Linked DNA regions of Homo sapiens: region 2 is linked to region 1. Evidence: chromatin loops called from intact Hi-C (ENCODE). Cell type or tissue: Calu3. All regions are shown on one strand. Each heading gives the region's core, and the rest is flanking DNA. Links, peaks and the distances in the headings are about the cores only. Region 1 overlaps HIP1 (huntingtin interacting protein 1). Region 2 overlaps HIP1 (huntingtin interacting protein 1).

Evidence for each region. A loop is a pair of places that touch in the nucleus more often than their neighbours do. Peaks named below come from ENCODE experiments on the same cell type or tissue, not always from the same donor. Only the 100,000 strongest peaks of a DNase experiment are listed, where the experiment ranks them.
Region 2: it touches region 1 in a loop (2.7-fold over the local background); 15 of 110 quality-filtered maps call a loop at or near these places.

The regions. Positions count from the first base shown.
Region 1 is chr7:75,726,880-75,729,690 of GRCh38, forward strand. The region is part of intron 1 of HIP1 (huntingtin interacting protein 1); the gene reads right to left. Among named protein-coding and RNA genes, the nearest start is that of HIP1, 11 kb to the right of the region's middle. In Calu3, for the core only: no CTCF peak of the experiment used is centred there; a DNase peak (open chromatin) is centred at 1,542.
Region 2 is chr7:75,613,264-75,616,074 of GRCh38, forward strand. All of the region lies in intron 1 of HIP1 (huntingtin interacting protein 1), which reads right to left. Among named protein-coding and RNA genes, the nearest start is that of SPDYE5, 120 kb to the left of the region's middle. In Calu3, for the core only: no CTCF peak of the experiment used is centred there; no DNase peak of the experiment used is centred there.

The DNA of each region.
Region 1 (2,811 bases), core at 195-2,694:
TTGGCCAGGCTGGTCTCGAACTCCTGACTTCGGGTGATCTGCCCAACTCAGCCTCCCAAAGTGCTGAGATTACAGGTGTGAGCCATTGTGCCTGGCCAGTACCTTATTAAATGTTAATTTGCATTTTCCTGATTGCTAATGAAGCTGCACACCATTTCATAAGTTTATTGGCCATTTGTTTATCCCCTTTCATTAAGTATCTCCTGCTTATTTTTTTTTAAATTAAGTTTGTCTTTTTGTTTGTTTTTGAGACACAGGTCTCACTGTGTCACCCAGGCTGGAGTGTAGTGGTGTGATCATGGCTCACTGCAGCCTTGACCTCCCCAGGTCCCTGGCATCAGTCTCCTAGGCCGAGTAGCTGGGACTATAGATGTACACCTAAGTTTTTGTATTTTTTGTACAGGCGGGTTTTCACCATGTTGCTTAGGCTGGTCTCGAACTTCTGGGCTCAAGGGATCCGCCCACCTCAGCCTCCCAAAGTGCTAGGATTACAGGCATGGGCCACAGTGCCTGGCCTTTTCTTTCTTTCTTTTTTTTTTTTTAAAGTTTTTTGTTTGTTTCTCTTAAATTTTTTACATATTCTGGATATAGGCCCTTTGATAATTATGTGTGTTGCAAATATTTTCTTCTGGGAGGAATTTTCAGTGTCCAAATAAGTCAACCAGAAAAGACTTAGAAAAATAAGGCTGGGCGCAGTGGCTCACGCCTATAATACCAGCACTTTGGGAAGCCCAGGCGGGTGGATCACCTGAGGTCAGGAGTTCGAGACTAGCCTGGGCAACATGGTGAAACCCCGTCTCTACTAAAAATAGAAAAATTATCCGGGCATGGTGGCATGTGCCTGTAGTCCCAGCTATTCAGGAGGCTGAGACAGGAGAATTGCTTGAATCCAGGAGCAGGAGGTTGCAGTGAGCTGAGATTACACCACTGGATTCCAGCCTAGGTGACAAAGCGAGACTCCATCTCAAAAAAAAAAAAAAAAAAACTTAGCAAAATAAATGTCTGTACCTTTTCTAAGTCACACATATCTAAGCCACTGACCCGGCTTCCGCTTTAAAGGGAGATACAGAAAGAAAGTATAAAATTTGGGGCCAGACAAGCCAGGTTCAAACCTCAGTTCTGCCACTTCCTGAGTGCTCTCAAACAAGTCTTTTAATCTCTCTGAGCCTCAGTGTCTGTATTTGAAAACTGACCACAACCATCTACTGCATGCTTGCTCTGTGGCTTCAAAGGAGTAATGTGTCAACATGCCTTTAAACGATAGTGTTACTTGTGTTAAACACAAGCCATAGGCCACACTGGCTTCCTGAGCTGTCTTGTGGCAGTATTAGCAGAGGCAGCAGCAGCAACCTTTCTGATCCAAGAAAAGATGCCATTCTCTCTTCCTCTGAGCCAGCAGACACCTTAAATCACGGTCCCTCTCCCCTCACAAGTCCTGCCCACACACTGGGAACAGAGCTCCTCCCTGGCTGCCCAGGCAGGAAAACAGGAAACAGCCACCACCCTGCCGGGAGGTGGGGCTGACAAGTTCTCTTTCCCAGGTGGGCATCTCTCCAGGTCATCAACCCTCCTTGATGCAGGAGGAGAGCTGGCTGCCAGCCCACTGCACAAGGCTGTGCCCGCTGCCACACCCAGGTCTCCGCCACACCTCGCCTTGAGGCAGTGGAATAAGTGGGCCAATGAATGGGGAGCAGAAAACAGTCTTCATCAGTGCCTTGCAGAAGTGCCAGAGGGGGAACCCTTTCAGTGCCCAAGTGGGGCAGGGAATCTGATCTCCTGGGCCATAGGGACACGCCCCATCCTTCTTAACGTGCAGCACCAACCCTTTATTTTTATTTTTTTTAATCTTCTTTTTCAGAGATGGGGTCTCTGCACTCCAGCCTGGGAGACACAGCGAGACTCTGTCTCAAAAAAAAAAAAAAAAAAAAAAGGACAGGGACCAGGGACCAGGGACGAGGGACCCTGATGGTGCCATATCAGGCAGGGTCTCAGAGAAGGCAGCAAAAGTTTTTGAAAAAGGGCAGTTATAAAAGTAGTTGTCAGTGAAGGGGGAGTATGGTGGGGGGAAGTGGGGTGAAAAACTACCTATGGGGTACTATGCTCACTACCTAGGTGACAGGATCATTCATACCCCAAAACTCAGTGACATGCAGTTTACCCATGTAACAAGCCTGCGCATGTACCATCTGAACTTAAAAGTTGAGGAAAAAAAGTGTAGAGGAAACAGAAGAAAAAAAAAAACCAAAATTCTAACAAGTGAATAAAAATAAGAAACTAGAACAGGAAAAAAAAAAAAAGAAGAAGCATTGTTGGGCCAGGTGCAGTGACTCAATAATCCCAACAATTTGGGAGGCTGAGGCGAGAGGATCGCTTCAGGCCAGGAGTTTGAGACAAGCCTGGGCAACGTAGTGAGATCTTGTCTCTGCAAAAAAAAAAAAAAAAAAAAAAAAAAAATTAATTAGCTGGGTGTGGCAGCACATACCTGTAGTCCCAGCTGCTCAGGAGGCTGAGGTGGGAGAATCACTTGAGCCCAGGAATTCGAGGCTGCAGTGAGCTATGATCGCATCACTGCATTCCAGCCTGGGCAACACAGCAAGACTCTATCTCTTAAAAAACAAAAAAGCGGCCGGGCGCAATGGCTCACGCCTGTATTCCCAGTACTTTGGGAGGCTGAGGTGGGCAGATCACCTGAGGTCAGGAGTTCGAGACCAGCCTGGCTAACATGGCAAAACCTAGTCTCTTCTAAAAGTACAAAAATGAGCTGGGCATGGTGGCAGGCGCCTGTAATCCCAGCTACTCAGGAGGCTGAGG
Region 2 (2,811 bases), core at 187-2,686, 110 kb before region 1:
AGCCTGGGAGAGTAGAGGGACAGGTGAGGCATGAAAGCCAAACAGAGCGTCCCCACCGTGGGGAGCCTTCTGTGCTCCGTGAGACTGCTCTGGTCCTAGCTACAACACTTGGAATTTGCTGCCCAACATCAGGGTCTTTTTAATTCTTCTCTTGATCAAAAATAATAATAATCATCATAGAGCCATTGTCACCAGATTAGTGGTAGTAGCAGGAGCCACTGACCCTCACTTGGGCCTCTTCCTCCTCCCAGGCACTGCACTGGTAATTTACTTCTCATCCGCCTTTGGTCCCTAGAGGGCAAGAAATCTGGGCCCCTATTTTCCAAGACAAGCTACTTGCAAGTAGTACAGCCAGCAAGAAGTGGAGCCAGAATTCAAACCCAGGTCCATCTGAGAGCGCCTCCTCTCCCACACCGTGCTGCCTTCTGTAACTGCCAGGGTCCAACACAAACCTGTTGCCAACCAACGTCCTCCACCCTACTGTCTGCCTCACCTTCTGTTGCCCAGGCTGGAGTACAGTGGTGCAAACGTGGCTCACTACAGCCTCAACCTCCTGGATTCGAGCAATCTCCCATCTCAGCCTCCCAGGCAGCTGAGACGACAGGTGCATGCCACCACACCTGGCTAATTTTTAAATTCTTTTGTAGAGATGGGGTTTGCTATGTTGCCTAGGCAGGGTCTCCCTCTGTTGCCCAGGCTGGAGTACAATGGTGCAAACATGGCTCACTACAACCTTAACCTCCTGGGTTCAAGCAATCCTCCCATCTCAGCCTCCCAGATAGCTGAGACGACAGGTGTATGCCACCACACCTGGCTAATTTTTAAATTCCTTTGTAGAAATGGGGTTCACTGTGTTGCCTAGGCAGGTCTCAAACTTCTGGCCTCAAGTGATCCTCCTGCCTCAGCCTCCTGAGTAGCTGGGATTATAGGCACATGCCACCACACCCAGCTAATTTTTGTAGAGACGGGGTCTTACTATGTTGCTCAGGCTGGTCTGAAACTCCTGGGCTCAAGCGCTTTGGCTGTCCCAGCCTCCCAAAGTGCTGGGACTACAGGCATGAGCCATGCGCTGGGCCCTAAAATGGTGAATTTTATGGTATGTATATTTTACCACCACACACACACATAGACACACACACACACACACAGTTACAAGGTAGATAAGCCTCCAAAACATGCTACATGAAAGAAACCAGACATGAAATGGGACACAATGTGTGATTCTATTTGTATGAAGTGCTCAGAATGGGCAGATCCATAGAGACAGAGAGCTGACTGGTGGCCACTGGGGCCTGGTAGGAGAGGGGTGGGGAGTGATTGCTTAATGGGAACAGGGTTTCCTTTACGGATAGTGAAAATGTTCTGAAATTAAACAGTCATGTCGGTTGCACGACATAGCGAATGTGCCAGATGTTGCTTAATTATACACTTGAATTTGTTACAATAGCGAATTTCATGTTATATGTATTTTGTCACAGGAAAAAAAAAGATAAAAAACACTGAGAAACTGATTTTTTTTTCTTTTTCTGAGACGGAGTCTCACTCTGTCACCCAGGCTGGAGTGCAGTGGCGCGATCTCGGCGCATTGCAACCTCTGCCTCCCGGGTTCAAGTGATTCTCCTGCCTCAGCCTCCTGATAGCTGGGATTACAGGCACCCACCACCCCGCCTGGCTAATTTTTGTATTTTTAGTGGAGACGGGGTTTCACCATGTTGGCCTGTCTTGTCTCGAACTCCTGACCTCAAGTGATCCACCTGCCTCGGCCTCCCAAAGTGCTGGGATTACAGGCATGAGCCACCACGCTGGCCTGAGAAACTGATTTTACTGAATACCTACTACACGCAGGGCAAGGCTGCCACACAGATAGTAAGGCTCTTTGCCATACAACCACAAGAGGGCCTTTCACAGACAGTTGTGGACAGCCATGCACCTGCACATGGCTGCCAGGATCCAGGGCACCACACCAGGGGCTGTGAGAGAGCACACAGATGATAGGAAGTGGACCCTGTGGCCAGGTGTGGCAGCTCATGCCTGGAATCCCAGCACTTTGAGAGGCCGAGGCAGGAGGATCACTTGAGGCCTGGAGTTCAAGACCAGCCTGGGCAACATGGTAAGACCCCATCTCTACAAAAAATGAAAATTTAGCTGGGGATGGTGGTATATCTGTAGTGGTGGCTACTTGGGAGGCTGAGGCAGGAGGATTGCTTGAGCCCAGGAGTTGGAGGCTGCAGTGAGCTATGACTGTGCCACTGCACTCTATCATGAATGACAGATGGAGACCCTGACTCCCCACCCTTAAAAAAGGTGGATCTTGTCCTCAAAGGGACAAAGACTGTACTACTCCTTCCTGTCCTTTCCTTCCTTCTCCTCTGACTGTGCTTATGCCTGTAATCCCAACACTTTAGGAGATTGAGGTGGAGGATCGATTGAGCCCAGGAGGTGGAGGTTGCAGTTGAGCCGAGATTGTGCCACTACACTCCAGCCTGGGTGACACAGCGAGACTCTGTCTCAAAAAACAAAAACAAAAACAAACAAAAAATGGCCAGGCGCGGTGGCTCATGCCTGTAGTCCCAGCACTTTGGGAGGCTGAGGCAGGCGGATCACCTGAGGTCAGGAATTTGAGACCAGCATGGTCAATATGATGAAACCTCGTCTCTACTAAAAATACAAAAATTAGCTGGGTGTGATGGTGCGCACCTGTAGTCCCAGCTACTCAGCAGGCTGAGGCAGGAGAATCGCTTGAACCTGGGATGTGGAGGTTGCAGTGAGCTGAGATCACACCACTGCACTCCAGCCTGGGCGACAGAGTAA